Regions from separate parts of the Homo sapiens genome. Here region 2 is linked to region 1. The links are chromatin loops, found by intact Hi-C in ENCODE. Cell type or tissue: mammary epithelial cell. All regions are shown on one strand. Links, peaks and the distances in the headings refer to the core of each region. The heading gives the core; the rest is flanking DNA. Region 1 holds the start of LOC124904165 (a long non-coding RNA gene). Region 2 holds the start of LOC107984948 (a long non-coding RNA gene).

Region 1 (15,361 bases), core at 3,408-11,407:
AGAGCAAGACCCTGTCTCAAAAAAGATAAACAAAGTATTTAATATACAGTGAGCTCTTGCTACTTCTTAGCTGCTTTTTGTGATTGTGATTGCAACTAGAAACAAGAATGTCAGGAAGACTCAGCAAGAGGACAGCATGAACTGTAGTGAACAGTAGTCAACAGTAGGATGGATGAAATGGCCCGGGGCCTCTGCGAAGGAAGAATTGCTAGGTGGCAACTGGGAGTTAAAGAGACTCTGGTTTCCAGGCTGAAAAAGCCCTCCTTTATGGAAGCTGCCATAAGAAGGCACAGAGAACTGCAATCAGAGGCAATGAGAAGGAAACACAGTAGTTATTAGCTCATTAGCCTGCAACCACAGTGGGATGGAAAGAGGAACATTCACAAGGTAAAAAGAAGTCTACCAAAACCGTACCCTGAGATTCAGAGAAGGCACCGAGAAAAGTTATGAGTATCAACAACAAGGAGACAAACCTACCATAAAAAGGGACTATTGGCAACACTAGGGAAATGTGAATATGACTGAGTGTCAAGTACTGCAGCCAAAGAAAACAGAAAGCAAATGTGCCAAATGTTAATCATATATATGATGAGTACACGCGGGGGCTCGTGATGGTATTTTGTACGTACGTCAGAAATTTTCCATAGTGAAGATTTTTAAGATACATTTTTAAAAACTAAAGGTAAGGGAATAGGGAATAAAGAGGACCTTCTGCACTGGCTTCTTCTATCTCCCACCCCTCACCAAAGACTGCAGCTTGACCCACATAAGCTCCAAGGCTGGGGAGTCAGGGAAAGTCACTTGGGTAGTGGGGGTCCAGTGGCATCTGACATGACTGATCACTCAGAGTGGCAGACCCACCAAGAGCCATTTTGCACAAAAGCAGGAATCAGCTTTTGGTGACAACATGTATTTAAGGAGGAAGCCTGAACACACATGTTCGTGTTTATAGCTTTGGGAATGCATCTTGGTCTCCAAAAGGATGCTCTATCAATGTCATACTGGGAGTCTACAGGGCAGTCAAGAGGTGTAAGAAAAAAACCCTTGAATTTCAAGGTAAGAAAGGTCATCTCATCTGATCCCAAACCTCCAAACACGTGGGCTCCAACAGCAGCCATTCTAACCCTGGTGCCGCTAAGGCAATGAGGATCAGAGGAAGAGTTCCTGCCTACCCCAGTTGAAAAGGCCAGCCACGGTGGTTCACGCCTGTAATCCCAGTACTTTGGGAGGCCAAGGCAGGCGGATCACAAGGTCAGGAAATCGAGACCATCCTGGCTAACACGGTGAAACCCAGTCTCTACTAAAAATACAAAAAATTAGCTGGGCGTGGTGGTGGGCGCCTGTAGTCCCAGCTACTCGGGAGGCTGAGGCAGGAGAATGGTGTGAACCCAGGAGGCGGAGCTTGCAGTGAGCCAAGATCGTGCCACTGCACTCCAGCCTGGGCAACAGAGCGAGACCCCGTCTCAAAAAAAAAAAGAAAAAAAAACAAAAGGCCAGCCACAGTGGCTCACGCCTGTAATCCCACCACTTTGGGAGGCTGAGGTGGGCAGATCACGAGGTCAGGAGTTCCAGACCAGCCTGGCCAACATGGTGAAACCCTGTCTCTACTAAAAATACAAAAATTAGCTGGGTGTGGTGGCACACACCTGTAATACCAGCTACTCGAGAGGCTGAGGCAGGAGAACTGCTTGAACCTGGAAGGCAGAGGTTGCAGTGAGCCAAGATCATGCCACTGCACTCTAGCTAGGCAACAGAGCAGAGACTCTATCTCAAGAAAAAAAAAAAAGGCATTGTGATCCAAGTGGGCTGAGGAGGATCTGCTGCTGTGACTCAGGCTGCATTGATGCAATTCTTGGAATCAGTAGCCACAGGGATAACAGAAAAGCAACTCCCAGCAAAGAACAAGCTGGGAGAGTGAATGCCACCCCAGGCTTTTGTTTGACACAACCACTGCTGGCTAGAGGCACTGACTGAGGGTCTCTCCTGCCCTCCTGCAGCACCTCCATCACACAGATCCACCTCCCTCCCCCACACAGATCCCCTCCCGACAGGGTGTCCTCCAGGGCAGCTCCCCACCCCACACCACTGCCTGGAGCCCATACCTCTGCCAGCTCCCGCTCACTGAAACTTCTAGCGGCGCTTCCTTTCTTCCTCGTGCATGGCTCTCCCACAGTGACCCTGCCATCCCCTTTGGCATAACTGTGCACAGTGAGAACTCCCGTTTGCCCTTGGGCTCGGCAGGAGAGAGGCTCACTAGTTTCTGAATCAGAAGAGATAGAATCCCGTGAAGAGCCAGAGCCCAGGCTAGAAGATGATTTCTTTTTGGAGCCTGAGAAGACAAGGCGTCCCCCTACAGACGCAGGATTCACAGAAAGATCCAAGGCAGCTGCTGCTTGTTCTTCCTCCTCATCCTCCTCTTCTAGTTTGACATTTTTAAGCTCTTCAAATTTGACTTCAGTGGAGTCAGAATAATCTGAAACACACATACACATTAGACAGAGCCAAGTTCCTCCTGCACATGTGAACCTGATGAAAGGCAGAGGGCAAAGCACAAGGAACATGGGCGGGGAATGGGACCTGGCTTCCAATCCTGGCTCTGTCACTGAGGGGCACTGTGAGCCAGGGCTATTTGCTCAGCCTCCTGGCCTCCAGCTTCTTCCTCTGTAATGAGAAGATGCTACTACAGATCTACAGGGCTCATAAATAAGACTCCTGAGCACCGCCTGGCACTCAGCAGACACTCAGTAAGGGGCAGCTGCCATTTCCTCCAAAGTCTCCTGCAGGTAATGCAAGTCTGAGCTCAGCAGAGACCTGGCTACCTAGCCCATGCTAGAAAATCTAAAGATCTTGAAAAATATTAAGAGGGTGGATGTTAAATGTTCTCACTGCAAAAATGACCACTATGTGAATATGTATTTTAAACAGCTAGATTTACCCATTCCACAACTTATATATACTTCACAAATCATGTTGGACCAGGAGCAGTAGTTCAAAACTGTAATCCCAGCACTTTGGGAGGCCAAGATGGGAGGATTGCTGGAGCCCAGGAGTTCAAGACCAGCCTGGGCAACAAAGTCAGACTCTGTCTCTACAGAATTTAAAAATTAGCCAGGCATGGGCCAGGCATGGTGGCTCACTGCTGTAATCCCAGCACTTTGGGAGGCTGAGGTGGGCGGATCACGATGTCAGGAGATCGAGACCATCCTGGCTAACAGAGTGAAACCCCGTCTCTACTAAAAATACAAAAATCAGCCAGCGTGGTAGCAAGCATCTGTAGTCCCAGCTACTTGGGAGGCTGAGGTAGGAGAATCACTTGAACCCGGGAGGCGGAGGTTGCAGTGAGCCAAGATCATGCCTTTGCACTCCAGCCTGGGAGACAGAGTGAGACTCCGTCTCAAAAAAAAAAAAAAAAAAAAAAAAATTAGCCAGGCGTGGTGTATGCCTGTAGTCCCACCTACTTGAGAGGCTGAGGCAAGAGGATTGCTTGAGCCCAGAAAGTTGAGGCTGCAGTGAGCTGTGTTCACAAAGGCTTGGGCAACACAGTAAGACCCCGTTTCTAAAACAAACAAAAAAATTATGTTGTACAAGACAAATATGCACGATTTTATCTGTCAATATAAATAAATAAATTTGAAGAGAAAAAAGGGAAAGAAAATCTGCTGAAGAGAAGCCAGCCCAGCCCAGGGTGTCAGTCCACAGTGCTGCCTGGCTGTCGGCAGACCACATCTTTGGGTCATACCTGACCCAAGACAGATACAAGCCTTTCTCTAACAAATCTAGCCTCAATGACCTTCCAAGTGACTGCTAAACAGCACTGATCACACCACTCCCTCTCTTAAAATATAAATGGCTTCTTAAGCTTCCAAGTGAGCAAATGAAAATGGCAGACAGCCCTACATCATCTCCTATTTCTCCAGCGTCACCTTCTGGTCACACAGCTGCCTTCCACCCTAATATTCAATTGAGGGAAACTCCCCACCAGTTCCCCCAAGTGGACCATGCTATTAATATTTCCCATCTCTGCTGGGAACAGTGGCTCACGCCTGTAATCCCACTTGGCATTTTGGGAGGCCGAGGCAGGCGGATCACCTGAGGTCAGGAGTTCAAGATCAGCCTGGCCAACACGGTGAAACCCCATCGCTACTAAAAATACAAAAAAAAATTAGCCAGGCATGGTGGCAGGCACCTGTAGTCCTAGCTAGTTGGAAGGCTGAGGCAGGAGAATCGCTTGAACCCAGGAGGCAGAAGTTGCAGTGAGCCAAGATTGCGCCCCTGCACTCCAGCCTGCATGACAGAGCAAGACTCCATTTCAAAAAAAAAAAAAAAAATTCCCATCTCCATGCCTGTGCCCTGCTCCTCCCATCTGGGACTCCCTTTCTACATCCCTCCTCTCTCTCTGTCCGCCTGGGAAGGTCCTACTTACCTTGTAAGAGTCACCTTCACCAAAACCTCCAGTGTTTCCCTGACCCCTGACCAGGCAGAGGGAGGAGCTTTTCCCTACGTGTCCAGTCCTCCCTGTACATCCCTACCCAAAGCACTTCTCACACTCCAAGTATGCTATCTGCTCACGGACCTGTCACTCTGCCTTTTTTATTTCTGACCCAGCACTCAATATGGCATCTAACACGGGACACATATATGAGTTAGGGTTGTGGAAAATACACCATAGTCAACTAACCTGGGAAGGTAAGACCATCCTCAACTTGCCGCACAGAGCTATGGGTGGGCCTCACAGGGGCGAGGGCTGCCGGGCACTCCGTCATCTCATACTGCTCAGAACTCAGATCCTCCTTGGGGAAGAGCTCACTCTGACTCACCTCCTGTGGTATTTCAAGACAAACTCGGTGCCTCTTTGTCCCTATTCGGTGCTTGGCCAGGCTGCAAGGGAGAGGGCAAATCTTTTAAGAGCCCACATATACATCCACTTACTCAAACACATTCATACACATCCACACACAACCCAAAGTGAATGGCCAGAGCCTGTCAGGCCTGGCTCAAAACTCAGGGACACCTCTTATTTGTGACTTGAGACAAGGGACTTCACCTCTCTGACCTTGTTCAATCATCTGGAAAATACAGGTATTACCACCCACCTAACAGATTTGTTGTGAGGATTAAGAAAAGGTATGCAGAGTAGCTGGCAAAGTGCCTGGCATATAGCAGGTACCAAGGAACGGTTCCTCCTTTCTTTCCCATATGGCCCAGGATAAATTCTCCTCAGAGCACAGATCCCCTGGCTCAGCCACCAATAGCACTGCAGACTTAAATCACGACATTACCAATGCCCTTGAGTCTCATCCTCACTACACTTCTTTTTAAAAGACTCTCTGATATGATGAGAAAACATGACTTTTCTGGCTCAGAGGGAGCCCGACCTTCGCACATAAATGCCCCCGACCCTCATATAACTGACGCCTTGCTCCAGCAGACTACACGCCCACTACAGGTCTCTCATTCAGAAAGTGCCTGAATGCTCTGGCTCTCAGGTTTCTGGAGCCTTTACCAAGAACACTCCCTTAGCCAAGGCACAAACGGCATCTTAGAAACAGCCTCGGCCGGGCGCGGTGGCTCACACCTGTAATCCCAGCACTTTGGGAGGCCGAGGTGGGCGGATCACGAGGTCAGGAGATCGAGACCGTCCTGGCTAACACAGTGAAACCCTGTCTCTACTAAAAATACAAAAAATTAGCCAGGCGTGGCTGTAGGTGCCTGTAGTCCCAGCTACTCGGGAGGCTGAGGCAGAAGAATGGCCTGAACCCGGGAGGCGGGGCTTGCAGTGAGCCGAGATCGCACCACTGCACTCCAGCCTGGGCGACAGAGCGAGACTCCATCAAAAACAAAAACAAAAACAAAAACAAAACAAAACAAAAAAAACAAGAAACAGCCTCTCCACAGATTACAGGACCTACCCAGACATCCCTCCCTCACGCAGCCAGGACAAAAGGGCTGCTGGGTTACCTTGTCTTCAGGTCTCCTTCCTCTCCATCCTCCACCCCTTCCATGTCCTCCTCTGGGCACTCCTCCTCGTTGCCAGCTCTTGGAGGCAGTTCACTCTCCTTAAGAAACTCAGCTGCTTCTGGCGTGGGCAGAGTATGGTCAATAACTGTGTTGTCCTTCCCAGCTTTCCAAAGTTTGTACCTTTCTGGCTGGAACTTTCTCACAAACACATCCATGGAGATCTTCACCATGTCCTTTCTACAGGAGCACTGTCAGCAGGAACCAGAAGAGCACCAGGTGAGCATACCTTGCTGCTTCCAACTCACCCCCACGTCCTAGCTCCTCCCTCCACATGGAAACAAGTGCAAGATGGTTTATAACCAGATTGTTTTGGTTCACAGGCTGAGGGCATGTTATCCTTGCAGGACCTTCAAACATGAAGGGAAGCAGGGAAAAAAAGGCAGAGAGCACATGCTACTGGGGCAAATCTACCTGGGCACTAACTCGGGGTCACAGAGGGTGGTTAGGCTCTGCACTTAGGCCCCCAGGACGGTGAGCCACCTGCCCTTGTTCCCTGTCCAAGCCAGGAACACACAAGCAAGTCTACTACTATCAGTCAAAGGCCCGACCCTGCTGCTTCCCTAGAGTAAAGGAAACCCCTAAAAATTTCAACAGAGAAATCTCGGAATGGATAAACAAGAGTATTAACGTGTGTGGATGTGGTTTTAATGCCTAATGGACTTAAGAACCTCATTTTATACTTCCCAATTCTGAACACATTTTTAAAAATTCCTTATGAACACAAAATGTTAGTACTCTGACACATTGCTAGCTGCTTGTTTCTGAATTCCAGCAGCTCAAAGAAATACTCTAATCACCAGCCAACGTATCTAACCAGAATTTGCTCATTTTTGTCATGGTGTTATAGAAAGAAATCAAGCAGACTTACCAGCACAGCTTGCTTGCCGTACTCAATCCACCGACGGGTAGCAAAATTGGTAGACTCCGCACAGTTAAAACCATGGTTAAAGCCGGCATGGTAACCATAAGGGAAAGTGATCATAAACTCTCCAGCCTCTTGAGTCACCTGAACAAGAGCAGACTTGAAGCAGCTGCTTCAAATGGCAGAAGTCCACAGAACTGGAATTCTGAGCTCCACCACAACTTAGCTGAGTAACAAAGGGTAAGTCATAAAACCCCTGGGGTCCTTGCTGTCTTCTATAAAATGCAAAGCCCAGACATATCAGATGACATGACTATAATTAACCATTCCTCCAAATGAACACTGTTCTAGGGGATCTGACTCTCCTCTGGCACCAGGAAGCTACAGTGGCCCCACCTTTAATGCTCTTAGATCAAAGTGTTGTTACATAGTTTATTTAAGCTTTGGCCCCCTCTTGGTATAGTGATGAACTAGAATAAAACTGTAAAACAAAGGCCAGAAAGGGTGGTGCCTGAGAACTTTGGCATGTAACATCAGCTCACCTTGTCAAAGGGAATTCCATATTTCTTCAGCATTAACGGGGAAATCAGGGTCATCTTGTGGCGGAGAAATGCCTCACAGCTTTGAGCACTTCCTGGGAAAAAGCCTATTTAATTGAAAGGGTACAGGTTAACACAGTGCTCCACACTAGCTCCGCAATCCTGGAGTCACTTCACACCTGTGCTTCTCATCGGAATGATAAAGAGGATGCATCACCAATGTGACCTCTGAGGATCCTTATAGCTCCGCACCAATTCTAAGATTCTGCAATGAGCCTCTAGGCTCACTCCCATGTAGGGCATTACGTGGGTAATGAAATCCTGTTTGGGAAACCAAGGTCACCCAAGCTGCCTCTGTTCTTATAGAGCTTTGAAACTATTTAGGACCTTTTCTCCAGTCACTTGTATCCCTGATCTTTTTTCAGTAATGCAGCTGTAGTATCATCTACCCAGGCTTTCCTATGTTCTCCAGACATACAAATCTAAGTCCACTTAAAAGAAACAAAGCATAAAGTTCAATTTTTTCTTTAACATTTGGGTCTTTAGTGGAAACACCAGTCATACTGGGTCTGGTTCATTATCGCTGGTCAAAGAAACACCCCTGCTCATTAAAACTGAGGCACAGACAGTCAGGACAAAGGAAGAAAAGGCTCCGTCACTGCCCTCTTAAGGTAACCAGTGTGGCTCACCCCCGTCTGCAGGCCTGCAACAGGACCTGCAAGTATCTGACCATGGGGAACGCACATTTTAGTGCAGAGCAAGGAGCACAGCTCATAGGAGGGTCCAATCCAGCAAACAGAAGAGACACAGTACCTTTGGCGAGGCGTTCCAACCGCTTTCCATGCTCAGGTGGAACAGAGTACCTGCAATCACATGAGAGCATCAGAGGCTGGGTGGAGGGCAGGTACAGAAGCTAAGGGACTTATTCCCACTCTCAAAACACCTTGAAATAGCAGATTTTTTTTTTAACTTCCCAAGCAGTAGAAAGGAATCTGAAAAAATGAAATATTAGACTGTTTGGGCACAGGAGTAAGGAGCCCATAAAGAAGGTGAGTGAATTTATTTCTTCTATATTCATTCACTTAATAAGATGTTTATTAAGTGTTCACCATGAGCCAGGATTTACGGTACATAATATTACTCTCCTTTATAATGTTGTTCATATAATAACATTTTTTAAAAGAAAAAAAAAGAAGGATGTCACTATATAACCTCAGTATTTAAAAATGCTCAGTATTTTTAAATGCTTGAAAGGCCTAACTGGGGGCAGGCAAGAGGAAGATGGAAAACAAAGTGAAAGATGGATCTGACACTTAAGAGACCTAGCCCCGTATCTGCTGATGAACCCACTTTCCCTTTATCTCCCCAACAGCTACATATACTGATTACCCAACAATCAATTACCTCTCTACCCAGTAGGGTGTCTAAACACCATAGAAACTGCTCTTCCTAAAAAATGAAAAGTAAAAAAGAACACCTAGGACTATTAAACTTTTGCAAAATTGTTAAACTTTATATTCTGAAACTCACAGTAACTCTGTTTTAACCTTTTTAATCTCTTCTGAAGATTATTCCACAGTAACAACAAATCCTCCCACTGCAAACAGCTTCATTATAAAACAAAACAGAGAAGAAGAGTTGACAAAAATGTCACCTAAAGGACTCTGGGATCCATCAGGCAACCCTATACAGAAGGCTCTGGAGGTCCCACTTCAGAGGACCTAAGAATGTATATAATAACTGGAAAACCTTCTTTTATAAGAGAATTCAAAAATCCAGGAGCAGTGAATTTTGGAGTAAACAATGGTGAAGACACAAAAGCTACATTTACACATCCTACAAGTCTAGCCTTCTGAGGAAGGAAAAACAGGACAGTAGTTAGGAGATAATCATAGGCTCAAAAGGTTCTTTCCCCCAAGATTAGAAACTGGAGAGCACTTGAAAGAAGAAAGGAAAACCCCTGAGAAAGAACATGGCTGAAGATGCTGAAAAAAGACCTGAAAGTGGATATGGTTTTCATGACTCCCCATAATGTGCCCCATGATGTCCCCTCCGGCCTCATCACTCACTTCTCATCGTTTTACACAGCACCCAAACTACAGCAGACTCCCCCTAGCTCCCTAAACACACCACGCCTGGCTAATTTTGTGTTTTTAGTAGAGACGGGTTTCACCATGTTGGCCAGGCTGGTCTCCAACTCCTGACTTCAGGTGATCCACCCACCTCGGCTTCCCAAAGTGCTGGGATTACAGGTGTGAGCCACCACGCCTGGCCCTCATGTGCTGTCTTAATCCAGGAGCTCTGCGTCTGTGGTTCCAACTGCCTGGATACACTTCCCTCAATCTCCCAGCTGCTAAGCCCACCACCACTCCACCCGGTTATGTCCTTCTCATGTTTTAGGTCTCACTTGTCACCTCTTTGAAAGAAGCCTTCTTTAATCCCATCTATCCTTCTTATGTGGACCTTAGCACCCACTTCTTCCCCTTCAGAGCTGTCCCCACACCGTATGAGCATTCTCTCACACTTTCTACCTCCTGACCAGTCTCCTATCTGTGTGAGGGTAGGTATCTCATCCATCTTATTCACTGCTGTTATCTGCAGCACCTTCACTAAAATGCTGAGATGGGCCGGGTACAGTGGCTCATGCCTGTAATCCTAGCACTTTGCAAGGCTGAAGTAGGAGGACTGCTTGAGCCCAGGAGTTTGAGACCAGCCTGTGCAACATAGTGAGACCCCATCTCTACCCTAAAAAAAAAGAAGGAAAAAAATTAGCTGGGCATAGTGGTGCACGCCTGTAAACCCAGCTACCTGGGAGGCTGAAGTAGAAGGATCACTTGAGCCCAGGAGGTCAAGGCTGCAGTGAGCCATAATGGTGCCACTGCACTCCAGCCTGGGTGACAGAGTGAGACCCTGTCTCAAAATAGAAAAAAAAAAATGCTGAGACTCAAAGATGGGTCAGCACAGAGAGAGGAGAGAGAACCAATGTTTGTCTCACCAACAAGAATAACACTCTGGAGAACAGGAAGCATGCTGAATAGCCTCGCAATCCCTTATGTGTTAAGCACACACTGCTGCTCCCCAAGTATTAGTATTTTTTCCATGACGAAAAGAAAGCTTTCTGTCATCTGAGAGAGTGACTCTAGTCTTGGAAGTCTGCTGCTAAGAAATGCCTCAGGCCTGTTCAGAAAAAAAATTAGAAAGCAGTGGGATAGCCTGGAAGAGCCCCCGTGTCTTTGGGTAACTGCCAGCACCCTGCTCTCTAAAGCCTCCCTACTCAAAAGGTGGTCCGAGCACCAGAGCTCCAACAGCAAGCATCTTAGCACTTGAAAGTGTGTTTAAAACATGGAATGTCACCCCAAGCCTGAACCAGGGTCTGCCCTTTAACACAATCCTGAGGTGCTTCCCACGCACAATGAACATGAGCCCGTGCTCTAGCATAGAAGCCCGGTGCCGACTGCAGGCAGACTGTACCAGGACTTTGGTTCTCCAAAGTGCAGGTAGTTGATGCTGTAGAGGTCCATGTCTTCAGTGTGCCAAGCAAAGGATGTCTTCCACATGCCAAAGTACAGGTATGGGGTGTTCACACCCTCAATGGTGATCCCACTCTCCTTTTCCACCAAGTCCAGGATTGTTCTCAGCCGGCCAATATTCCACTCATCAACATGCTGCAAAGGCAATGACAGTCCAGGGCAAGTTACATTTGCATAGAAACCGAGGCTCTGAACCTACAAATCAGAGTAGGTCACAAGTAAGCTGTCATCTCTGACAAACATTGGGAATAATGTCAAAACACTATGGACGTGAAGACCATAGCATTCCTCATTGACTTTCACGGCTACCACTGGAACTGACACCATTTACCTTCAAAGGGCAAATATTACTTTGTGAATACTAGTGTAGGAAAGATGAATAAAGAGATGACAGTCACCTGTTTGTTTTTTCGTTTGTTTTTGAGACGGAGTCTCGCTCTGTTGCTCAGGCTGGAGTGCAGTGGCATGATCTTGGCTCACTGCAACCTCCGCCTCCCGGGCTCAAGCAATTCCCTGCTTCAGCCTCCCGCGCACCTGGGATTACAGGCACCCACCACCATGCCCAACTAATTTTTCTATTTTTAGTAGAGCCGGGGTTTCACCATCTTGGCCAGGCTGGTCTTCAACTCCTGACCTTGTGATCCACCCGCCTTGGCCTCCCAAAGTGCTGGGATTACAGGCCTGAGCCACCGCGCCCGACCAAGAGTCACCTGTTTGAAACCCCAAGAGGAAAAGTTTGAACTGATGCTAAAGAAATTTAGGTCAAAATAGAAAAAAAACTCTATGACCACAAAAAAAAAAATCGCAAAACATGGGAACTATGACAGTGGGCCAGGTGTGGTGGCTCACGCCTGTAATCTCAACACTTTGGGAGGCCAAGGCAGGATTGCTTGAGCCCAGGAGTTCAAGACCATCCTGGGCAACAAAGCAAGGCCCAGTCTCTACAAAAAAATTACAAATTAAAAAAAGTAGCCAGGTGAAGTGGCATGTGCCTGCAGTCTCAGCTACTTGGGAGGGTGAAGCAGGAGGATCCCTTGACCCCGGTGTTTGAGGTTACAGTAATCTATGATCATACCACTAACCTCTAGCCTGGGTGGCAGGGCGAGACTCTGTCTCAAAAACAAAAGAACAAAAAACTATGGCAATGTTGTGGCTTTTTAGCCCTGATTTCCACCAGGCAGTGTCTTCATAAAAAATGTGGAATATCCTTTTCCCGAGTTGTAATGGCCAGCTGGGAGCCCATCTCCCATAACTAGGTCCTGTATTATTATTATGCCTGACTTTTGTAGCTCTCCATCCCAGATCCTTACAGCATCTTCCTGCCATTCATCCCTACAAGACTGACTTTCCCTGACCCCCAAAAACTGCTATCAACAAAACTGGAATTCTTTTTTTTTTTTTTTTTTTTTTTTTTTTTTTTGAGACAGAGTCTTGCTCTGTCACCCAGGCTGGAGTGCAGTGGTGCAATCTCGGCTCACTGCAAGCTCTGCCTCCCGCCGGGTTCACACCATTCTCCTGCCTCAGCCTCCAGAGTAGCTGGGACTACAGGCGCCCGCTACTGCAGGCTACTTTTTTTTTATTTTTAGTAGAGACGGGGTTTCACCATGTCAGCCAGAGTGGTCTCAATCTCCTGACCTCCTGATCCATCCACCTCAGCCTCCCAAAGTGCTGGGATTACAGATGTGAGCCACCACACCCGGCCTGGAATTCATTTTTTTAACTCTTCCAATAATTGATAAAAACATTAAAATATGGGCCAAGCGCAGTGGCTCACACCTGTAATTCTAGCACTTTGGGAGGCTGAGGCAGGTGGATCACCTGAGGTCGGGAGTTTAAAACCAGCCTGAGCAACATGGAGAAACCCCGTCTCTACTAAAAAATACAAAATTAGCCGGGCATGGTGGCGCATGCCTATAATCCCAGCTACTCAGGTGGCTGAGGCAGGAGAATCACTTGAACCCGGGAGGCGGAGGTTGCGGTAAGCTGAGATCGCGCCATTGCACTCCAGCCCGGGCAACAAAAGCGAAACTCCGTCTCAAAAAAAAAAAAAATTAAAATATGAAAACAATTATGAGTGATAATCCCTGAATGCCCTACTGTTTTTCAGTCATCTGAAGATATTCCCAAATATTCTCCCCTTTCACCATATTTAAGGCAGGATTTCAAGCCAATAAAAGTGGTTAAAATAGCTTTTGCCACAGAATCTTGTTTGAGGGTTCTGAAAAATCTAAATGTATTTCTCTTCTTAAATGTATACCCCTTTCATTAGATTAGTCAGTCATCTTTTTTCTGCAGAAACCACACTGCCTCATTTCATTATCTGAGAGCCAACCCACCCTTTCAAGAACTCATCAGCTACCACCCACCGACTATGCTAACAACCCTTGAAAAGAACACCACATCATCCAATTCACATGTAAAGCAGGAGAAATAAAATTCAGTCACATGCAAAATGGCCCACAATTAGGCCAGCACAGCAACATCAGCTGGGGGTAGATCATCTGTTCATCCACCCATTCACCAAACAGCTTTTAGGTGCCTACTACGTGCCGGGCCGAAAAAAAGGTATTACAAAATTACAAAAACACTGCACAGAGGGTTTCCAGTGAGCCTCACCTTTTCATAGAGGGTACCATTCACATCTGCACCATAGATTGGAGGATTGAATGTAAGATTTTTCCAGTATTTCCGCTCGAGCTCTTCAAACTCACTATAGCGTGGGGTACAGTACCTTTTTGAAAGTAAAAAGAAACATGTAAACCACTTACAGGGGTTTATTAGGCATTATGAACATTACAAGACATAATCCCCTATTCCAGTGACAGCAAGAATTTCAAATGAACAAGGCATAATCTTGGCCTTCAAGGCTCTAATACGTAGTCAGTCCCTCAACGTCCCTTCCATGAGCACTGGGCCTGAGGAAGCCTGAGGAAGGTAATGTACACACAGATGTAAACCGGTCTTCCTTAACAAGCACAACATCCTCAACTCTCTGAAGAGACTCTACTTAAACTACACCTTGCTAGATTCAGGTGGCCACCCAGGGAGAAAATGGGCTTACAGACCAAGACCCAAGGTCCCTACATATCCACAGACAACCAAAACCCAGCAGCATGTGAAGAGCTAAGGCTTTCCAACAGCATTCACCTCCCTGAACCAGCCAAAAGGAAGCTGCTCCAAGAGGGCTCATTTGTAAGTACCCCTGCTATATGCCCAAGCGCCCTACGCAGTGGCTGACACTCACCAAGTAATCACTCCTAAAAACAACAAATATTTTAGTAAAAATATAAAATAGCTCTAAAAATATAGATTTTTGCACATCCAATATTCCAATTAGGAAAATACGTACTCACATATACGCATATTTATATCTACCTATCTACATAAAGCCATAAAAATATCTACACTTTGGCCAGGGGTGTGGCTCACACCTGTTATCCCAGCACTTTGGGAGGCCTGGCGGGGGCGGATCACCTGAGGTCAGGAGTTCAAGACCAGCCTGGCCAACATGGTGAAACCTGGTCTCTACTAAAAATACAAAAATTAGAGGGGCGTGGTGGCACACGCCTGTAATCCCAGCTATTTAGGGTGGGGGCTGAGGCAGGAGAATTACTTAAACCCAGGAGGAGGAGTCTGCAGTGAGCTGAGCTAACTAACGCCACTGCACTCCAGCCTCGGCCATAGAGTAAAACTCTGTCTCAAAAAAAGAAAAGAAAACTATACCTTAAAAAAAACTATACAAGATCCTTGCTCTGCTGCCCAGCCTGGAGCACAGTGGTGTGATCATAGCTTACTGTAGCCTCGAACTCCTGGGCTCAAGCAATCCTCCTGCCCTAACCTCCCGAGTAGCCAGGACTGCAAGTGTACACCACCACATCTGGTGTTTTTATTTTTTGTAGAAATGAAGTCCTGCAATGTTGCCCAGGTTGGTCTCAAATTCCTGGCCTCCAGTGATCCTCCAACCTCGGCCTCCCAAAGTGATGGGATTATAGAAGTTAGCCAATGCACCCAGTCTAAAAATATCTATACTCTTTAGCTTAATACTGAAAATTTAATTAAAAAAAAAAAAACTTCTTTTAGATTCAAACTAGCCAAGTACAGTGGCTCATGCCTGTAATCCCAACACTTTGGGAGGCTGAGGCAGGAGGATCACTTGAGCCCAAGAGTTTGAGACCAGCAACATGGCAAAATCCTATTTCTACAAAAACTTTAAAAATTAGCAGAGCTGGCCAGCAGCAATGGCTCACGCCTGTAATCCCAGCACTTGGGAGGCCCAGGCAGGCGGATCACAAGGTCAGGAGATCAAGACCATCCTGTCTAACATGGTGAAACCCTGTATCTACAACAAATACAAAAAATTAGCCGGGTGGTGTGGCGGGCGCCTATAGTCCCAGCTACTTGGGAAGCTGAGG
Region 2 (15,361 bases), core at 2,958-10,957, 370 kb before region 1:
GGGGATGGCAGAGACAGCCAATCATCGCACCGAGGCGGGTGGGGGTGAAAGGTCAGTGCTGCCTGGGAACATTCCCGACCATAGCTAGGGGCTGACAGCCCAGAGTTTTCCCCCATGCCTGCTTCTCCCAGTTCACACCCCCATCTCCACCACTCCCTTCCCCTCCAGCTCCCATTTCCTCTGCTGCTCCCTCTAAAGGGATGGTCTCAGAGTCTGACTCTGCTGCTAGTTAAGTGACTCAAGCGTGGGGTTCTGGTGTCAGGGCTGACCAGCAGGTCAGACATGTAGACAGGTGAAGAGCTCACACATGTTGCCTCAAGTAAGGGCTCAGGGAGGTTCCAGTGAGGAAAATGGGTATGAAGACTCAGTATTAAGGTTCTGGAAAAAAATCAGGCAAGACACCAGTGTAAGGGTTCACGTTTGGGGCACACATGCCCTGAACACAGCACGGGGCCTCAGGGGACTCAAGGGTAAGGGCCCAATGTGAGGGCTCAGCTGGGGCTCAGTTTTAAGGGTGGGGGATCTGTGCTGGTGTGGTAATTTGTTACTAACCCTTTAGTGGTAATTTGTTACTAAGAACAATTGTTAAAGTACTAAACTTTAGATGAACAATTTTTTAAATGTATAAATTTAAAGGGATTTAAGCTCACCTTTAATTTTTATCTATACATTAAAGAGGATTTAAAATCGGTTACATTCCCACAGGTTTCCCCTAATCTCTCTGAGGTTGGGTTTTCTTATCTATAAAATGGGAATAATAACAGTATCTAGCTCACAGGGTCATTGTGAGGATTAAATGAGAAAATGAATGTAAAGTTCTTAACACAGAAAGTGTGCAAAAATAATAGCATTTTTACAAATGTTCTTAGAGGACCAGGCACAGTGGCTCACACCTATAATCCCAGTACTTTGGGAGGCCAAGGTGGGTGGATCACTTGAGTCTAGGAGTTCGAGACCAGCCTGGGCAACACAGTGAGACCCCTGTCTCTCCAAAATAAAACAAAAAACAGTTCGTTTTTAGCACCTGCCAGTCATGGTGGCACGTGCTACTCAGGAGGCTGAGGTGGGAGGATCACTTGAGTCTGGGTGGTCGAGGCAGCAGTGAGCTGTGATCACACCACTGCACTCCAGCCTGGGTGACAGAGCGAGACCATCTCTAAATAAATAAATAAATAAATAGTGTGCTTGGAAATGGAAGAGAGAGAATTAAGCAAGATCACCAGAAATTGCTTCAAACCCATGGCGGGCCAGCTGGTGTCACACGTCCTGGAGGCAGTAACTACGAAGGGATCCATTTTTCTCCCCCATCGAGGGAGAAAACCAGGGGCCGTGTGGGCAGAAGGTGACAACACGCACCTTCCACGAGGGAGAGAGATGCTGCCAACCACGTTGGGAACATGCTAAAAATCAGTAGCTCATATGCACTAGAATGTAGCGGTAAAATAAACTTATTCTTTAATAGTACATTCATATGAACAAAGGTTTAGGGCAAAAAATTTCAGGTTTTTTTTTTTTTTTTGAGACAGAGTCTCAAAAAAATTGAGGTTCTTAATTTAAAAAATTGGGTTCTTAATTAAAAAATTAAGAACCTAAAGAGTTTTTAAGTGGTTTTATCTCATGATCTTCAATGTATTCAAAATTAAAACTGAAAGTTAAAACATATATTAATTCAAAATAACAATACTTTTGTTATATTTTCACTGAAAATATACTTATATCTATGAAAGACAGCTGTATATTTTCTTTTTTTTGAGACCCAGTTTTGCTCTTGTCACCCAGGCTGGAGTGCAATGGCATGATCTCGGCTCACTGCAACTTCCACCTCCTGGGTTCAAGTGATTCTCCTGTCTCAGCCTCCTGAGTAGCTGGGATGACAGGTGCCCGCCACCATGCCTGGCTAATTTTTGCATTTTTAGTAGAGACGGGGTTTCACCATGTTGGCCAGGCTGGTCTAGAACTCCTGATCTCAGGTGATCCACCCGTCTCTACCTCCCAAAGTGCTGGGATTACAGGCGTGAGACACTACGCCCAGCCAGAGAGCTGTATATTTTCTAAAACAAAAATGTTAGTGAGAACAGTGGCATCGTTTTACACTTTTGCAAATCTCTTTACTGTCTGGCTTGTAGAAGACAGCTAGATTCTCAGCTGCTTCTGCATTCAATCTGTTGCAATGGGTTGCTTTGGTTAAAATATGTGATGAAAACTGAGCTTCATAAAGTATGTAGTTGGGAAAGAGAGAAGTATTTTAATAGCCTTTTCAGTAAATTCTTCTTTCTTCCATACCAAAACTCGAGGTGGTAGTTTCTTAAAAGTTAGTTACTACGTGAACGTTTCATACTCTGTTAACGTTACACTCCACTGGTCTGTCTTGCACTTTGAATAGCTCTTTTACTCATGCATGATTTTGTAACATCATGTATTGGTCATTTGGAAAATATTGGTTCACTGAGTTATGCAGATCTCCCAAATGTTGACACATTTCATTATACAATATTTTTTAAAGAGCACACTCATTAATGCTATCACTGGTCTCATTAGAATTGAAAGCTTTCAAACTCACTGTAAGTAGATATAAGTTTTTCAAATCCTAATTTTCACTTGAAGACGCTAATTTTTTCACTGGCAACAAACACTAATTTTTTTTCCCTTGAATTGATAGGCTCACTTGATTCACCTTTGAGAAAAAGTATGCCAAAGACCCAAGTCTGATAACTATAGTTTGTCATTTGTTCTTTTAAGTAAAACTGGTGTTTGGTGCATTCAGTTCACAATTCAATTGCGTAAGTGCTTTTCCTTGAGATAAGCATACTTCCCATTTTGTCACACAAAATATTTCAAAGACATATATTCAAGGGTTAAGACAATAAAGTTAATAATGTTACTGCTTCTTTTAGACAATATAAAATAATCAGTACAGTGTAGTATTGGCATAAAGACATATAGATCAAAAGATGCTCAGTATCTTTTATTTATTTTATTTTTTTTGAGACGGAGTTTCACTCTTGTTGTCCAGGTTGGAGTGCAATGGCTCAATCTCAGCTCACTGCAATTCCTGCCTCCCAGGTTCAAGCGATTCTCCTGCCTCAGCCTCCCGAGTAGCTGGGATTACAGGCATGCGCCACCATGCCCAGCTAATTTTGTATTTTTAGTAGAGATGGGGTTTCTCCATGTTGTTCAGGCTGGTCTCGAACTCCCGAGCTCAGGTGATCCACCCATCTCAGCCTCCCAAAGTGCTGGGATTACAGTTGTGAGCCACTGCGCCTGGTCGACGCTCAGTATCTTACAGGCATGAATCCAAAATAGATGTGTACATACATGGTCCACTGATTTCTTTTTGCATTTTTTTGTAGAGATGGAGTCTTGCCATGTTGCCCAGGCTGGTCTCAAACTACTGGCCCCAAGTGATCCTCCTGCCTCAGCCTCTCATAGTGTGGGGATTAACAGGCATGAGCCACCACCTCCATCTTCATGATCCATTGACTGTTGACAAAGATCGCAAGTTAATTCAATAGAAAAAGGACAGTATTTTCAACAAATAGTGCTGGAACAATTGGAAATCCATAATCAAAACAGACACAAAGACAAACAAAGCTCAACTCCTTCCTTTGCACAATTTAATAAAGCAAAATGGATCATAGAACTAAAGTAATAGCTACAGTTATAAAACTTCTAGACAAAAACATAGAGTGAATCTTTGAGGGCCCTGAGTTGGGTAAATATTTTCTTAGATAGGACTCAAAATGTACAAACTATAAAAGAAAAAATAATTGATTTTCATCAAAATGAAAAACTTCTATTCTTTGAAAGGCACTGTTAAGAAAATGAAAAGATAAGAAACAGACTGTGAAAATATTTGTGCTCTTACAACTCAGTGACAATAATGCAAACTCATTTTTAAAATGGTCAAAAAGGCCAGTCGTGGTGATTCATGCCTACAATCCCAGCACTTTGGGAGGTGGGAGGATCGCTTGAGCCCAGGAGTTCAAGACCTGCCTGGATAACATAGTGAGACCTTGTCTCTATAAAAAATAAACAAATTAGCCAGGCATGGTGGTGTAGGCCTGTAGTCCCAACTACTCAGGAGGCTAAGGTGGGAGGATGGCTTGAACCCAGGAGGTCAAGGCTGCAGTGAGCCTCATGCCACTGCACTCCATCCTAAAGGACAGAGTGAGACCCTGTCTCAAAAAGAATTTTAATTAAAAAAAAAAACAGTCAAAAGATTTGAATGAATACTTCACTAGGGAAGATACATGAATGGCAAAAAGTCCATGAAAAGATGCTCAAATCATTAATCATCAGGAAATTGCATATTAAAACCACAATAAGATACCACAGTACACTTATTACCATTGCTAAAGTTTAAAAGGTTGATAATGCCAAATGTTGGTGAGAATGTAGAGCAACTAGAAGTCTCAAAATTGCTGATCAGAATGCAAAATAGTACAGCCACTTTGGGAAACTGGAAATTTCTTATAAAAGTACCTGTCATATGCTCCAACAATCCCACTCCAAAGTATTAATTCAAGAGAGATGACAATATGCGTCCACACAGAGATCTGCACATGAATGTGCATACCAATTTTATTCATAATACCAAGAAACGGAAAACAGCCTAAATGTCCATCAACATGTAAATATTTAAGCAAATTATCTATCTGTATGATGAAATACCAATCCATAATAAAAATAAAATAACTACTGATACATGAAACCACAAAACAATAATTTTACTGCTTCACAAGGACAGAAAACCAAACACTGCATGTTCTCACTCATAGGTGGGAACTGAACAATGAGAACACTTGGACACAGGGAGGGGAACATCACACACTGGGGCCTGTCGTGGGGTGGGAAACTGGAGGAGGGATTGCATTAGAAGAAATACTCAATGTAAATGACGAGTTAATGGGTGCAGCAAACAAACATGGTACATGTATACCTATGTAACAAACCTGCATGTTGTGCACATGTACCCTAGAACTTAAAGTATAAAACAAACAAACAAAAAACAGATGCCTTTAAAAAAATAATAATAATAATAATTGTACTGCTTCACCAAGGACTTTTAAAGCAAAATTGAGGCTGGGCATGGTAGCTCACTCCTGTAATCCCAGCACTTTGGGAGTTCCAGGTGGGTGGATCACTTGAAGTCAGGAGTTCAAGACCAGCCTGGCCAACAGAGTGAAATCCTGTCTCTACTAAAAATACAAAAATTAGCCAGGCGTGGTGGTGTGCCCCTGTAATCTCAGCTACTTGGGAGGCTGAGGCAGGAGAATCACATGAACCCGGGAAGTGGAGGTTGCAGTGAGCTTAGATCGTGTCACTGCACTCAAGCCTGGGTGATGAAGTGAGACTCCATCCCAAAAATAAAAATAAATAAATAAATAAATAAGGCAAAACTGGCCCTTTTTTCCCTCCTATTGTTACTAGTCATGCACCATGGTGGAGAAGAATACAAAGATTACTGGTACAGTTGGGTGCCATGCCTTGATTCATGCTTAGGTGCCAACAGTTTCACCCACCGTTGCTCTTACATCATGTGCAAATATCGATAAATTGAAAGTGGCAAATAACAATTTAGTATTGTTAGGAAAATAGCTTTTGCCTTGTGTATTCCCTGTAAGAGTCTTAAAGATTCCCAGGGATCTGCAATCAACACCCTGAGAACTGATGTTCAAATTAATTAGAATAGTCACATTGACTTTTTAAAAATGACACTTCTTTTTCGATATCACTCAAAGGCATGTAAAATGCTTTCACAAATATCCCATGGAAAAAAGGAAGACCAACTCCATCTGTGGTACTATTTGCTTTACTTCCTCGAAAAATAAAAGGGGGGTTGGGGGAAGGAGAACCCGAGTAGGCCCCTGGGAGCGTGTTTGGCATGTGAAGCCATCCATCATGCAGTCATGGTGAGCAGATGCAGGCCTGGGACCAAAAAGGCAAGTGGCGCTGGGAACTCAGGGCCCTTCGTCACCTTTCCCCACACAATCCCACTGGCTATACACCCCTCCACAATACAGTCATACCGACACACACACACACACACACACACACACACACAGAGTCAGGCCAGCCCCACACACCATGGCTAATCTCTCACAACAAGCCCAGCCATGGTTGCACTCACACAATCCAATCATACAGCCACAACAGAGCCACAAAAAAGCCAACACCCAACCTTATTGTGCTCAAAACCAGGTCACACTGCTCTATATTCACAGATGGAGAATCTCAATGGCCATACACTCAACTATAGATATACTCAAACTAGGAGAATGGCTCATAATGTAAAACATCTACTGGGCCCCGTGGCCATGCCAGCACATCCCCCCTAGTATATTGTGCATGGGGTGAAATAATAGCTTTTGGACACAGGCCAACCTGAATTCAAGTTCACGTTTTGGACACAGGCCAACCTGAATCCAAGTTCACGTTCTACCACTTATTAGTTCTATAACCTGCAGCAAATTAGTTAACCTGCCTGAGCTCTCATTCTAGAAAACACAGAAAATTCCTACTTTGAAAACTTGATGTGATGACACAAAATAATCAGACAAGGGGCAGCACCTTGTCTGGCCCAATGTGTGCTGGGGATGCAGCTGTAACTGCCATGTATGGCTTTTGTCACCAGAGGGCACCAGGGCCACAATGTGTCTGGGGAGATTGCTGGAAGAAAATATGCTGAAAAGGCCAGGATTCCTGGGGAGTTTCAGGGTGATTACAGACAGGGTAGGTGTGGGATGTGTGTGGGGCTGGGCAGCTTTTGGGAACCCCACCTAGGCCCCGGCCACACAAGTGGGCTGTTGGGTATGGTGGGCAGCTCCCAGGGAAGATCAGATCTAGGAAGGAGGATGGATGAGGGCTTTCTGTGAGCCAGGCCCTCTTCTGTGCCGATTTCACACACATTAAATCCTTTAATCCCCACAACAATACCGTGGTTGATAGTCACTGCTAATATTAATAGTATTCCTGGTGAGGAATATTGAGGAAGCTGAGGTCTGCTTACATAGCCATTAAGTGGAGACCTGGAATACAAATGCAGGCAGCCTGGCTTCAGAATCCATGGCCCTAACCACAGCTCCACACTGCCCCCAACAGTGACCCTGCATCTCCCCTTGCTGGGGTTCTGCCAGGACTCCCTGACCCTGGCTTTCTTCCCTGGAGTTCAGCCAGCCCCAGCTGGCCTTTCCCCTCTTCCGGCCTGCTCCCCACCTGCTCCCTGGGCCAGCCCATGGTAAGAGGCTTATCACATATGTGTGGGGGACAGATAAGGCAGGGCCCCACGCAGGGCTTATCCAGCCCTGCCATCCCTGCTGGGGAGCTACCAGCAGATGGAGCCCCGCCCGCGGTCTGGGGTCACTCCTTGTGATGCTGCCAGAGCTCTTTATGATGCCATAATTTGTAGTGACATCATTGCTGTGTCCCTCCTTTGAGTCTGAGAGGGTTACTCAGATAAGAGTTGGGGAAGTGGAGTCAGACAGGAGCCCTACTGAGGCTCCAAGTCAGTGGGCCGGGTTGGGCTGGACTGGAGGAGAGAGTGGTGCCAGAGGATCCTCCCCAGGGCAGATGGCTATTTTTGGTGTCGACTGCTCGGCTTATAGCCACCCCTCTTCCTGTCTTCCCAATCCAAAGAGGCTCTGGGTCCAGCAGGGGCAGGAGCAGTAGGAGAAATCTTTAGCCCTGCAGCAGGGCAGCTCTGGGGTCAGTCTCTAGCTCAGGAACCAGCCTGTTCCTCCCTACAGTGAGGCCTGACCCTCAGTACCTCGGGTCTGAGGGGAAGGGGGGCCTTACTTCCAATCCTTGAAATAGCAGTGAGGCAAAGAGAGATTATTAGGATGGCCAGACAGACGGACACAGCCAGACCCACCATAATAGTCACACACATTAACTTGCTGATGTGGGCTGCAGGCACAGCCTCACGCCAACACCATCACACTCACAGCCATTCATTCTCATAGCCATGCCCACAGCTACACGTGGGCCACAGATGGCTGAACCACACGGACATACCAGCACAGGCACAATGTCACCTGTCCCATCTGGGAGAACAGGAACCCCTTCTCTCTCACGGTTGTACTCCCAGAGAGGAGCTCAATTCCCAGCACATGGCAGATGCGCACTAATATTTGGTGAGTGAATAAATGGACATTCAGTGCCACAGGGCCTGTGACCAGGCTGGGCTGAGGCCAGAGGGAACGCCATCCCACCTGCAAGCCTGCTCGACCTCTCCAGACCCAGGATGGGAGCATCGAGGAAGAACTACAACTGCCAGCACCACCCCAGCCCCAACTTCAGTCATGGCCACTCCTCAGATAATAGGTCACTGAAGGGACCTCGGTTATGTAGGGACCCTGGTTATGCAGGGACCCCACTCCCTCCCTCCAGGTGCAGTGAATTGGAACACTGGCACTCTGAAAATGGAATGTTATGAACATTGGGTGCTCTGGATGTTGGGTACCCCAGGCCCCCTGGAATTTGGCACTGGGGGCTCTGGGTTTTGGGTCCTCTACAGTGTTGGGTGCTCTGGCACCCTTGACATTGGGAATTCAGGACTTTGGGAGCTCAAAGCGATTGAGGAGTCTGGGTGTTGAAAGCTCTGGAGATTGGGGCTGCCCCTTGGACAACGCCAAAGTCAATACTTCCTGTCTATATGCCTGATTTTACCTGGAGCCACTGAGGTCCAGCCCGGAACCCCTGTTCTGAACCCCATGATTGGCTTATGCTGCCCCAAGGCTGGGGTGGCAGGGCTGGGGTGGCGGGGTTTCAGGGGTAGAGAAACCACAACAGGATGGCCTAAGGGGTACCTGGAGCCCCAGAGACAGCTCTCAGGTCTGAAACCAATCTAACCTGCTCCTCTGCATTGGGACAGGGCAGTGGAGGTGCCAGGCACTGACCACTGGGCTCCAGGTTCAAGAAAGGAAGAATCTGAGAGCAGAGCCCAGGCAGGCACCTCCCAGTAATGCTTCCTGGCTACTGAGGCTGGGGTTCTAAGGAGGTGGAGACCCCTGGCCAGGCCTGGCTTCAACTACAGGCAATGTCCACCCTCCCCCACCTTCTCAGCAGGCCCCCAGCACCACTCCATCAAGGTGCCCAGTGCTGCCAGCTCCTGCAGTGACCACCAGAAGTGGCCCAAGTCTGGCATTATTCATATTCCTACTAGACACACACCTAAGCTGACTATGTGCATCTCGAAACAGAGGCCTTGATCCTGCAGGCTGATGACACCACTCGAGGAAACCAGCCAGCCCTGGGGGCTCTGACGCTGGATGCAGCCCTCCCAGGAAATAGCTCCACTGGCTGCAGTAACTGGAGGCTCCTGAGCCACATTTCAGCCTGCAGTGGGTGGTGGGTGGGCCCCAGCCCAACTGCTGCCCTGCCCCAGGAAGAAGCAGGCCCGTCAAAATGTCTGACCCCGTCCGTCCCCCATCCCCTCCCCTGCCCCAGTCTGTCCTCAGTCCTGATCCCCCTGCCCGCCCCACAGTGGCCCAGGCTGGCCATGCCCTTCCCACCCTGCAGGCCAGCTGCTCAGAGCCAGGGGCTCACAGCCAGGGACGGAGGCTATCCCAGCTCCCACCCGGGCTGGGCCCAAACCTGCCTCCTTTGGGCCTCATTCTGATTGGAAAAAAACAGCCTCTCTAGTCCCTGTCTCAGGAAGATGACTTTTCAAACCAGAATCTTTCTCACAAGTGTCTCCTCAGGACACAGCTGTGTGGTTTCCTGAAGCTCTTTCTGGTTCAAGGTGGGTAAAACACACATATCCATGAATCTGTTTCTATGTATACAAATAGACTTTGAGCTATGCCAGTGTTAGTCTAATAAAGCCCTCTGGCCAACATCCCCAATCTCCCTAAACACTCCAAGGAAAATTTTCTCTTCACCCCACGTCCCTGTCCCTAGGTTAGTCCCCAAGCCTTCCTCTTTCTGACGGAGCCTCAGAGGGCTGGCCCCTGAGCACCCATCCTCCTCTCTTCTAACAGCCCAGGCCCCAAGCCCCTAGGCCTGAGGGCATCCTGGAAGTCTGGCTTGCAGCACCCTACACCTGCCTCCCTTCATATGGATTCCCTGAGCCATGAAAACTCTCGGAATCTTCACTGAGTGTTCTTAGCGCTCAGTGCCCTCTTCTAGGCCTGTCCCCACCCCAGCCTACTGCTGGAAGGGAGAAGGAGGGAGGCCTTTTCCCCTTCATACTCTTCCTTGTCCGCCTTCCTCTACTTGGGGGCCTCTTCGACATCCTCCATCTGCCTTCCCTGGGGTGGTATCCCTTTTGATGAGCCCCAGCGAGGAGGCAAGGAGGAAGATCCTAAAAAAAACTTATGGAGGAAGTTACGTCCTGGCAGGAGAGATATAGAGGGCTTGGACCCCATCTGCCCAGTCCCAGGAATTGAGCACACACATAACTACACAGACCTGCTGCAGTGCACACAATCAGTCTTCCACAGATGTACCTACACAAATACACAATCGGGGCTCAGGTGTCTGGGGGCACAGACACAACAGGTTGCCTAGATCCAGGTGTGTGTGCACACAACTCACGCAAGAAACACCTGCACTTGGCTTGTAGGAGACTAAAAATCCCAAACATGCTATACCTACTAGGTTTGGGGACAAAGTAAAAGTGAAAATAATCTCGCTGATAAGACTAAGGTGTCTTCCCAGATCTGATCAGGAGTCCAATGTGAATAGGAGACAACAGAGAGCTGTCTTTGTACTTTGGCTCTGAGGAAGGTTTGTGGAATGGACCGCGTGTGGCCTGAGAGAGCTCGCATTTCAGGGAATGCCTGGGCTTGATGCCTGTTATCTTGTTCAGTGCCTCTGATAAATTAATAAACTGGAATCTCACTCAACAATTGGTTTCACGTGAGTTTGGCATGTGTGCACTCGCTTCTTGGAGGCTGACTGTCCCAAGGAAAAAAATTAAACTGTTTCCTGGCCAGAAAATGGTGAGGACTCAGGGTCCAAAGTAGAAATTGCCTCTGTGGGCTGGGCCCCTTCCCTGAGCAGATGCCCTACTCAGGTTGGGGCAAAAACCAGTTCCTCTGACAGAACTAACTGGCCACTCTCCATGAAAGGTGGTGGCTCTCACAAGGTATGCAAATGTGGGAGGCTCATTCCAAATGCCAGCCACCACTCCCCAGAGGCAGCCTGGAGCAATGGGCTTTATATACACACACATGCATTTCCTTAGCCCCTTCTCTCTGTTTCACAGAGGAGGAAACCGAGGCTCACCATGCTCCTTTTGGCAAAGACTCTTTTTTAGCTGAGATTGTAACCCAGGTCTGTCTCACCATGGAAGGAGGAGGGATCCCAGGTTGGTGTCTGCAGCCCCTGTAACACCACCTCAAAAGTAGAGCTGACCAAGCCGGTGGTCCAGGAGGGAAATTTGAGAAAGGGCTACCCCGAGCCCTCCAGTTCCAAGGAGTAGGACCTAGGCCTTACCCAGCAATGCCCACAGTCTCTAGCGGCTCTGCTCCAAAGGGAATGGAATTTGCTCTGACTTCTCTCTAGGGGAAACGCAGGCGCAGAAGGCCAGGGGCCTGGAGGGCTAACTCCAGCCTCAGCCCCCCATAGTGCCCCAGGCCTTCTGGCTTCATTCCAGCCTAGCCCGAAGGGGCCCACATCTGCTTGCTCAAGGGCCCCAGCTGGAGGGCAGCGAGGCAGGGGCGGAGAAGGGGACTCCTTTGTGGCGCTCACTCCCAGGGGTTCGTGGGGATCAATCATCTGAAAGCTGGAGAGACTTGTAATTTTATTCCCTGGGAGGAGGAGCCTGAGAAGTCGGCACGGGAGGAGGGGATGGGATGGAGAGGGGAGGACGGCCAGGGGAGCCGTTCGGGTAGGGGAGGGACTTGGCTAGATCTCCCAAGCCTTCTCCACTCTTCAAACTTTCACCAAACTCTTAGCCCCCGCCTCCCCGAAACCAAAACACAACAGGCTGTGGAAGAGCTGCGAGCGGCGCGGCGGGGCGGGCGAACTCGGCGCGGCACAGAGCCTCGGGAGGCTGATGCAACTTTCCCTTTAAGAAAGCCACCTGGGCGCACCGCGGTGCGGACCCAGCACGCCTGGGCCGGGGGCTGCAGCATGGTAAGGGGGCTGGGGGAAGGGACGCTGGGGCCCGCGCCTCCGTCTGTCCTGCCGTCGGTCTGAGTGTTCGGCGGCTCCGCGGGGCTGAGCCCCAGGACCAGCGTGTGCGTGTGTGTGTGTGTGTGTGTGTGTGTGTGTGATCGCGCATGTATGCGGGCATCTGTGGGTAAGAGTGTGGGTGCACGCACCGGGATGTCTGTCTCGCCGCAAAGATCGGGGTAGGTGCGCGCGTCTGGGTGTCACCGCTGTCACCAAGGAGCTGAAGCGGGAGGGAGAGGGAAGTGGGGGGAGCTCCTGCGTGGGGTGGCGGGGGGGCGCCAGACGCCGGTTCGATCGGGGGCGGCGGGCGCAGGCTGTGCGGGTAGCGCCGGAGCCAGAGCGTGGCACTGTCCGTCCGAGGAGCCAGTGGTTCTGCGCTCTGGGGGCCTGCAGGGGTCGACAGTCGGCCGTGCCTGCACCCAGCGTGCGGGCTCCCGCTCGCTCCATCGCCTCTCAGCGCCCGCCAGCCTGGCTGCCTATCTGGCCCCTCCAGCCGGCCTGCCTCCCTATCTGCCCTCCCGGTGCCGGTTCCAGTGCCCGTGCGCCCGCGGGACCCGGGAAGCCGCGCGGGAGAGTCCTGGCGCACTCAGCCTCTCTTTGTCCGCGCTCTGGCCGCGGCTTTGGGAAGGGACTGCGAGCGAGCCGGGAGTTCTCTGGGGGTTGCTACCCTGGGAAGAATCCGTGCCCTCCCCACCCCAACCCTCATTACCGGCACACCTAGGGCGGGGCCGGGCGGCCGCAGGTGAGGGCAGGGGCCTAGCAGCCCTGGAGAGCCCACCCCCGGCCGGCGCTCCGCACCCGGCAGCCACTGCAGATCTCGAGCAGGCGGCGGGGCCGGGCCGGGCGGGAGAGTGGGGCTTGCCCGGAGGGCCGGGAGGGGCCGGTGCCGGCCCGGGGGCGGGGCCGTGGGGCGGGGACCTCGGCGCCCCGGTACTTTTCCACCGCAGGGGCCGGGGGCGGGGCCGCCGCCTCCACGCCAGCTTAGGCCCACACGTGGCGGCTGATGTAACGCCCGTGCCCCCACATCTCTCTCCCCGATTAAAGCGGACGCGCCCCACTTCGAGGAACCGGGACGCTGCGGGCGGTGCCGCTGCTCCCAGACCGACCGCGCCCCTGCCCGCCGGCCGGAGGCCTCCGCGCCTCGGGCCGGCGGATACTTAAAGGAGCCGCACCCCCTTTCGGGCCTGCTCTCCGCAAGCCACACCCCCTCGCGGATCACTCTTAAAGGAGACGGGACGCTTGCTCGCTGACAGCTTCCGCACAAAGCGCGGTCTATTTCTCCGCTGAAAGGAGCGTGAGGGTGCGGCCGTTGGGAAATAAAGGCTGCAGGGCGAGGAGTGGGGAAAGAGAAAAACCTGAAAGGTTAAAGACTGCCAAAGTGAGGGAGCATCAGAAGGTTGGAGAGTAGTGGGTGAGGGGACTGGTTCTAGGGACTAATGGGCGACACTGAGCATGCCCAAGTGTTTCCAAGGACCGCAGAGAAAACGCCCCCTTTACTTGGCCTATGCGGCGACTGCGGCTGTACCTGCTCAGTTCCCGGCTCTGGGGACACAGAAGAATCACGCCTCTGCCCTGGTAGAACTCTCCATCTAGTGGGGAGCCAGACTTGGGCACAAGGAAGCATGCCTCAATTGCTACGTGTGGCAAGCGTGGGGGTACAGTAGGAAGGCTGACAGCAACGGGGAGGACCTAGGAAGGCTTCATGAAGATAATAGCATTGGGATAGGTTTTGAGGATGGGTAGGATACATACAGGTGGAAGTGGAGACAAGGGTGCTCAAAAAACATGGAACGGGTGCCGGGGCAAAGGCATGAAGCAGGAGCCCTCTGCAAGTGCTGGGTAGTCTCACGTGGCGGCAGATGGCCGCAGGCTGCTGACCTGGGCTCCCAGGTAGAACTAAGGGCTGTTTCCTGCTCCCACAGCTCCTCCACTTCCTCCAACACAGTGAATGGAAATTATGCTTCTTCCTCTGTCTACTAAACTGTGCGGTCCTTCAAGCTAGGAAAAGAGCCTGTCACCTTTCCATCCCCCGTGAGGACTCCAGGGCTTGGCCAAGATGGACCGTTAAAACTGATTGACCTGACAGTCCTGTCTGATACTCAGCGGTGAGACTGTCAAGGTGGGCCAGGGTTCTGTGGCTGATGTCTCAACATCTGGCTCACAAGCAGCTCAGACCAGCTTGTCCAAGCCAGCCCTCCTGTCCCCGCACCAAACCTGCAGCCTCACCAGCATTCGTCCTCTGGGTCGGGCACCGGTTTCCTCCCACTGCACCAGCAGAAACCAGAGACTCCTTCTTATCCCTCCCCCTACCCAGTCCGATTCATCACCAAGTCTCGCCATGTTGCCTTTTATATTTCTCTGAAATCTGTGCACCTCTCCTCACCCTATTGTCACCTTCCTAACCTGAGCCCCTTCATTTTTGGCCTGGCTCCTTCCTTCCTTCCTTCCTTCTTTCCTTCCTTCCTTTCTTTCTTTCTCTCTCTCTCTTTCTTTTTTCTTTTTCTTTTTCTTTTGACGGAGTTTTGCTCTTGTTGCCCAGGCAATAGTGCAATGGCACAATCTTGACTCACTGCAACCTCTGTCTCCCAAGTTCAAGCAATTCTCATGACTCAGCCTCCTGAGCAGCTGGGATTACAGGTGCCTGCCACCACGCCCAGCTAATTTCGTATTTTTAGTAGAGACAGGGTTTCTCCATGTCGGTCAGGCTGGTCTCGGACTCCTGACCTCAGGTGATCCACCCACCTCGGCCTCCCAAAGTGCTGGGATTACAGGTGTGAGCCACCGCGCCCAGCCTGGCCTGGCCCATTTCTAATTGACTTCCTCTCTTCAACTTCAGCCTCCCTCCAGTCCTTTCTCCACACTGTATCTAGGGGGATGGTTTCAAGATGCACATTCCACCAATGGCTCCTCCTTGAAGTTGATCTTCTGCTTAAAAGCTTTCAATAGGCACCCTTGCCCTCAAGATGAAGACCAAAATCCAGACCCCAAAGGCCCTGGCCAGGCCTCTCTGTCCACTTTAATCTTTGACCATTTCCCCCTGACTGTCTGAGCTCCAGCCTCAGAGCCTTTCCACATATTGTTCCATTTGCTTGACTCTCTCTTCCTCTTCTCTTCCTCATTATTGCCACTTTGCCTAATTAACTTCTTTAGACCCTTAAACATCACTTCATCAGGGAAGCCCTCCCCTAGTCTTACACAAGGCCAGGCCCCCCTATTGTAGAGTCTCATAACACAATCTTTG

Evidence for each region. Peaks named below come from ENCODE experiments on the same cell type or tissue, not always from the same donor. Only the 100,000 strongest peaks of a DNase experiment are listed, where the experiment ranks them.
Region 2: it touches region 1 in a loop (2.5-fold over the local background); 6 of 110 quality-filtered maps call a loop at or near these places.

Annotation. Positions count from the first base shown.
Region 1 is chr1:43,658,617-43,673,977 of GRCh38, reverse strand. It overlaps KDM4A (lysine demethylase 4A), which reads right to left. Exons shown (of 22, transcript NM_014663.3): 4 at 13,566-13,680; 5 at 10,891-11,084; 6 at 8,233-8,282; 7 at 7,423-7,526; 8 at 6,887-7,024; 9 at 5,959-6,206; 10 at 4,679-4,878; 11 at 2,103-2,473. It overlaps LOC124904165 (a long non-coding RNA gene), which reads left to right and starts at 6,146. Exons shown (of 3, transcript XR_007066050.1): 1 at 6,146-6,234; 2 at 6,866-7,120; 3 at 8,987-10,348. RefSeq lists enhancers at 6,467-7,666, 9,308-9,367, 9,658-9,737, 12,844-13,519, 13,520-14,196 and a silencer at 13,226-13,520. In mammary epithelial cell, for the core only: no CTCF peak of the experiment used is centred there; DNase peaks (open chromatin) are centred at 4,847 and 7,077; H3K27ac peaks cover 2,100 bases.
Region 2 is chr1:44,028,026-44,043,386 of GRCh38, reverse strand. LOC107984948 (a long non-coding RNA gene) reads right to left here and starts at 12,973. Exons shown (of 2, transcript XR_007066054.1): 1 at 12,838-12,973; 2 at 2,951-3,480. It overlaps LOC124904168 (a long non-coding RNA gene), which reads left to right and starts at 7,613. Exons shown (of 4, transcript XR_007066055.1): 1 at 7,613-7,704; 2 at 7,962-8,132; 3 at 9,067-9,742; 4 at 10,660-10,844. SLC6A9 (solute carrier family 6 member 9) reads left to right here and starts at 11,925. Exons shown (of 14, transcript NM_001024845.3): 1 at 11,925-12,081. RefSeq lists silencers at 1,152-1,325, 12,384-12,453, 12,774-13,323, a cis regulatory region at 7,258-7,275 and enhancers at 7,194-7,338, 5,722-8,676, 12,195-12,791, 13,433-13,990, 13,991-14,550. In mammary epithelial cell, for the core only: a CTCF peak has its summit at 6,624 (motif pointing right); DNase peaks (open chromatin) are centred at 4,286 and 6,636; H3K27ac peaks cover 411 bases.